Linked DNA regions of Homo sapiens: region 1 is linked to region 2. A link is a loop called in an ENCODE intact Hi-C map of the cell type or tissue named here. Cell type or tissue: psoas muscle. All regions are shown on one strand. Links, peaks and the distances in the headings refer to the core of each region. The heading gives the core; the rest is flanking DNA.

Region 1 (2,905 bases), core at 238-2,737, 95 kb before region 2:
CAAACTGCAAGAGTGCCTGGCTGTCACTGTTTAAAAAATTATAATGTTTCTCAAAGGTAATTTTGTTATAAAGTAATTGTGCAGTTTGTTCATTTAACTGTGCAGTTTGTTTATTTGTTCATTTAACAAATAAGGGACTGTAGAGATGGCGTCTTGCTATGTTGCTTGGGCTGGTCTGGAACTCCTGGGCTCAAGTGATCCTGCTGCCTTGGCCTCCCAAAGTGCTGGGATTACAGGTGTGAGCTACTGCACCTGGCCAGCAGGGCTGTCCTTTTTCACTTGCCCCAACCTCAGTGGCTGATGGACTGATTTGCTCCTGGAATCTAAGATTCATGCAGCCACAGAGGGACAACCCTGGTGACTTAGCTGAAGCGTGTAACATTGAAAATAATTATAGCCGGGTGCAGTGGTTCACACCTGTAATCCCAGCACTTTGGGAGGCCGAGGTGGGTGGATCACGAGGTCAGGAGTTTGAGACCAGTCTGCCCAACATGGTGAAACCCCGTCTCTACTAAAAATACAAAAATTAGCTGGGCATGGTGGCATGCATGGTGGTGGGCAGGAGGATCACTTGAACCCGGGAGGCGGAGGTTGCAGTGAGCTGAGATCGCACCACTGTACTCCAGTCTGAGTGACAGAGCAAGACTCTGTCTCCAAAAAGAAAAAAAAAAAAAAGAAAAAAAAGAATTATGGTGTGCCCATGCTCACAGCCGAAATCAGAAAACAACCCTAAAAAACAACCCTAAAAGTCCACCAGTGTAGACCAGGCACAGTGGCTCACGCCTGTAATCCCAGCTCTTTGCTCTGTCACCCAGGCTGGAATTCAGTGGCACGATCTCAGCTCACTGCAACCTCCACCTCTCGGGTTCAAGCGATTCTCCTGCCTTAGCCTTCCGAGTAGCTGGGATTACAGGTGCCTGCCACCACAACTGGCTAATTTTTGTATTTTGAGTAGAGATGGGGTTTCACCACGTTGGTCAGGCTGGTCTTGAACTCCTGACCTCAAGCAATCCACCAGCCTCGGGCTCCCAAAGTGCTGTGATTACAAGCATGAGCCACTGTGCCCAGCCAAGAACAGTTTTTATATTTTATTTTCACATTGAAAATCAGTCACATTTGCTTCAGCCTCAAAGAGCGTGTTTATGTAAAATTAAATGAGTGCTGGCAGCAAACTGCACTTTTTTTTTTCTAAACAGGAAATGGGTTAATGGGTATGGAGTTGTAGTTTTGCAGGATGAAAATGGGGACCGAGTTTCAGTCTGGGAAGACGAAACTGTTCTGGAGATGAATGGTGGCAACGGCTGCACAGCAATGTGAATGCCCTTAGTGTCACACACACAAATGGATAAAATAGTTAAAAACTATGTGCATGGTGGTAAGACGTGGAAAAATGTTTAGAAAGCAGGCAGAAACAGGAAACAATTGTTGAGTCTTCCATTTGGGGGGCTTCTAAAATGTTCCCAGATGGTGGAGCACTGCCCCCTCCCAGCGTGGGGAGGTTTCTGTGCGTGCTCACGGGCACCACGCTGAGTTAGGGGCTGGCAAGGGCCCTGGTGAAATGTTACCGAACCTAAATTGAGAGTCCATGGCCAAAAGCCAGAGCATCTCTCAAGCGTATGCAGGCTGTCCTGGCACCCCGGTTCTCTCCAAGGCCACCACAAAAAACATAAGGCAGCCACAAGGGGGAGTGGGGAGGTGACTCGCTCCTAGCCGGGTGCTGGCATCACCTAAAGGAAGTGGGCACGGAGCGTGGTACCCGCAGGTGGCGCCACCGTTCCCCACACCGTCCCTGCACCCCTCCATCTCCGCACCCCTCCATCTCCTCCGTCCTTTAAAAATTGTGGTAAAATACTCATAACACAGAACTCGCCATTAAAAAAAAATTCACCATTTTAACCATTTTGAGTGTACAGTTCAGTGGCATTTAGGACATTCACAATGTTATGCAACCACCTCCTCCATCTAGTTCCAGAACATTCCTTCATTCCCAAAGGAAACCCCTGTACCCATTAGTAGTCACCTCCTATTTCTCCCTCTCCCCAGTCCCTGGTGAACACCAATCTGTTTTCTGTCTCTTTTTCTTTTTTTTTTCAGACAGGGTCTTGATCTGCCATCTGGGCTGGAGTGTAGTGGTGCAATCATAGCTCACTGCAGCCTCAAATTTCTGGCCTCAAACAATCCTCCTGCCTCAGCCTTCCAAAGCGCTGAGATAACAGGCGTGAGCCCCTCTGTGTTCTGTCTATGGATATGCTTACTCTGGAGATTTCCTATAAATAGAATCTTGCACTGTGTGGCCTTTTGTATCTGGCTTCTCTCACTTTTTTTTTTTTTGAGACAGAGTCTTGCTCTGTCTCCCAGGCTGGAGTGCAGTGGTGTGATCTCAGCTTACTGCAGCCTCCGCCTCCCGGGTTCAAGTGATTCTCCTGCCTCAGCCTCCCAAGTAGCTGGGACTACAGGCGCCTGCCACTATGCGTAGTTAATTTGTTTGTACTTTTAGTAGAGACGGGGTTTTGCCATGTTGGCCAGGATGGTCTTGAACTCCTGACCTCAGGTGATCTGCCCACCTCAGCCTCTCAAAGTGCTGGGATTACAGGCGTGAGCCATTGTGCCTGGCCCTGACTTCTCTCACTTAGCAGCAGGTTTTCGAGGTTCATCCATGATGTAGTATGTATCAGTGTTAAAAAAAAATTTTTTTTTTGAGATGGGGTCTCTCTATGTTGGCCAGGCTGGTCTCTAACTCTTGACCTCAAGTGATCCTCCTGCCTCAGACTCCCAAAGTGCTGAAATTAGAGGTATAAGCCACCATGGCCAGCCAATATTTCATTTCTTTTTATGGCTGAATCATATTCCGTGGTATGGACAGGCCACATTTTGTCATCCATTGATGGGTATTTGAGTTGTCTCC
Region 2 (2,905 bases), core at 223-2,722:
TCACCCCACTGCACTCCAGCCTGGGCAACAGAGGAAGACCCATCTCGAAAAATATGCAGATGGCCGCCGTCCTCTTAAAATGTCTGGCAGCTCTGTCTGCATTCATAGTGAAGTCCAAACTCCCACCATGGCCCTGGGCCCTGCAGGATCCAGCCCCTACCGGCCTCTCTGAAGGATCCAGCCCCACCAGCCTCTCTGACTCCATTTCTCCCTACACGTCCCCTGTTCATTATTCTCCAGCCCTGATGCCTTCGCCCTTTTTCTAAAGTATACCAAGGTCAGTGCCTTGCACTGTGGTTTGCATGGGTTGCTTCCCCTGCTTGGAGAGCTCTTTGTCTGGATTTCTGAGTGGATCATCCCTCACCTTCTTTTGGCCTGCATGCAAATGCCACCTCCTCCGGGAGGCCTCCTCTGATTTCCTGTTCTAAAGTTGCCCCCTCTCCCACCTGCTGCTCCCTATGGCTTCCTCTTCTTGTCTTCTTGTCTTGGTCTTCTTGTCTTCCTCTTCTTGTCTTGGTGCTCATTGCTCCCTGAACTCATGGACTGTGGATTTTATTCATTGCCCCTTCCATTCACTGTCATCCCTGTAGGCAGGGCCCCAAGCTCCTCTTGTTGGTTTTATTCTTAGCTTCTAGAACTGTGCCCCGCATGTAATGGGTACTCATACAGTATTTGAATATAGGGATGGTGAGTGCGTTCTGTACTTAGGAAATTGAGGCCTGATGCTGGATGCGACCAAGGTCACAGGGTTGGTAGGACCGGAAGCGGCCCTCTATTTGACTGTGTCTTGCCTTCTGGGAGCCTTTTTGGTTGAAGCCCCGTCCTCCAGCTGGCAATGGCGACTCTAAAGGACTGGTCTGCAACAGGGGTCAGGAGGAGGGGCTGTCAACAGATTGGATGCTTTCCCCTATTTCAGGCAGAATGGAACAACCTGTGAATGAATGGTTTGGAGCTGGGGCCTGGGACGCCCGCTGCTGTCTCCTGGTCCTGTCTGGCCCGTCTGGGCATTGGCCTCTGCTTGCTTCATTCTTTGCTGGTATCGGCGGGGATTTCTGCTCCTAAGGTTGAGGATGTTACACACCCAATAGGTGTGCTACAGCAACTGTCGCAAGTGGCAGATGCTGGACTCCACCTGATTTAGGCCAAAAGGGCACTTCTTGGTTTGCGTAATGAAAAATTCCAGGGCAGATCTCTGCATTAGGCACAAATCCAGAACTTAGATGTTGTCTGGAAGCTGCCTCTGCCAAGTCCCAGCTCAGTTTTCTGCTGGACTGGCTTTGCTGCCAAGCAGGCTCTCCCTCCTGGCTGCCTGTGGAGGCTCCAGGCTCACCTCCGCCCAGCTCCGAGTCCTGCAGAAAGGGGGCCACCTGTGTTTCCTTCACTCCAGCAGAAGTTCCAGGGTTTGCTCTAATTGGTCTGCCTGGCTCCCATGCCCAGCTGTAAACCAATCACAGTAGCCGAGGTGGACTATGCTGATTGGCCAGGCTTGTGTCACATGCTCAGATGGCTCCTGGGTGGGCCGGCCCCACTCCAAGCACAAGGCTGAAAGTAGGGAAGGCTTAAAGTGGGGGTGTAGGTACCAGGAGAAGGGGGAGAAACGACATGCCCATCCCCTCCAAGGGCGTGGGACGAGGTGTGTCCCGCCTTCTCTTAGCACATCTGCCAAAAGAATTTCAAAAGCGCAAAGGAATTTTAAAATCTTTATTTAAATAGAGTTTTTTCTTATATTTATTTATATTTTTGAGACAGGGTTTCTCTGTTGCCCAGGCTCAAGTGCAGTGGTGCAATCACAGCTCACAGCAGCCTTGACCTCCTGGGCACAAATGATTCTCCCACCTCAGCCTCCCAGGTAGCTGGGAGCACAGGTACACACCACCATACCTGGCTAATTTATTTTATCTTATTTCAATTTTTTTTTTTTTTTTTTTTTTTTTTGTAGAGGTGGGGTTGTGCCGTCTTGCCCGGGCTTAGTTTTTGCTTCTAAATAAAATATACATAGATACAAAGAAGTTCCCAGATGACTCATGCAGTTTTTGGGGTTTTTTGCTTTGTTTTTTGAGACAGGGTATCACTGTCGCCCAGGCTGGAGTGCAGTGGTGCCATCATGGCTCACAGCAGTCTGACCTCCATCACTCAATTGATCCTCTTACCCCAGCCTCCTGAGTAGCTGGGACTACAAGCGGTTGCTACCATGCCCAGCTAATTCTTAAATTTTTTTTAAGAGACGGGGTCTCACCATATTGCCCAGGCTAGTCTTGAAGTCCTGGGCTCAAGTGATCCTCCCGCCCAAAGTGCTGGGATTACAGGCATGAACCGCTGCGCCTGGCTGACACCTGCAGTTTGAAACTTCACAAAGTCAACGCACCCCGTGGCCAGCACCCTGACTGAGAAACAGACAGGACAGGCCCTGGATGCCACTCGCGGTCCTCCCACCGCCCTGACATCCAGCCCCGGAGCTCAGCTGGTTTGCATCTTCATGTGAATGGACCCATAATGCTAGACTCCTTTTCCTCCTTTTCTGGTCCGTGCACCCCTTAGCACCCTGGTGCAATTCGTCCGTGACGTTGTGGGTGGTAGCAGCCCCTCCTCTCCGTTGCTGTGTGGTGTTCCATCGTGGGTGCCACCTCCATCTTCTCCTTCCATTGCTCCTAGGCATCCAAGTTCCTGTTTTTCGACCGTGACCGTGGTGCACACGTGTCGTTTGGTGCACCTATGTCTGTGTTTCTGTGGCATGTTATCTAAAGAGTAAAGGTACCATGCCTTTGCCTTTCTGGGCCTTGAAATCTGTTGGACTCAGACAACTCCCTCATCTCAAACCTCCCTGTTGCGTGAGGGCATCCGACTTGCCTCACAGAGCCAACTAATTATCATCGGTGGCAATCCTGGGCAATTATGTCTGGCTAGA

The links. A loop is a pair of places that touch in the nucleus more often than their neighbours do. Peaks named below come from ENCODE experiments on the same cell type or tissue, not always from the same donor. Only the 100,000 strongest peaks of a DNase experiment are listed, where the experiment ranks them.
Region 1: a loop joins it to region 2, with 2.1 times the contacts of the local background. A loop is called at or near these places in 13 of 110 quality-filtered maps.

The regions. Positions count from the first base shown.
Region 1 is chr12:124,897,446-124,900,350 of GRCh38, reverse strand. No RefSeq gene overlaps it. Among named protein-coding and RNA genes, the nearest start is that of UBC, 16 kb to the left of the region's middle. In psoas muscle, for the core only: a CTCF peak has its summit at 1,685 (motif pointing right); a DNase peak (open chromatin) is centred at 1,720.
Region 2 is chr12:124,802,720-124,805,624 of GRCh38, reverse strand. All of the region lies in intron 7 of SCARB1 (scavenger receptor class B member 1), which reads left to right. Among named protein-coding and RNA genes, the nearest start is that of SCARB1, 60 kb to the left of the region's middle. In psoas muscle, for the core only: no CTCF peak of the experiment used is centred there; a DNase peak (open chromatin) is centred at 1,304; H3K27ac peaks cover 609 bases.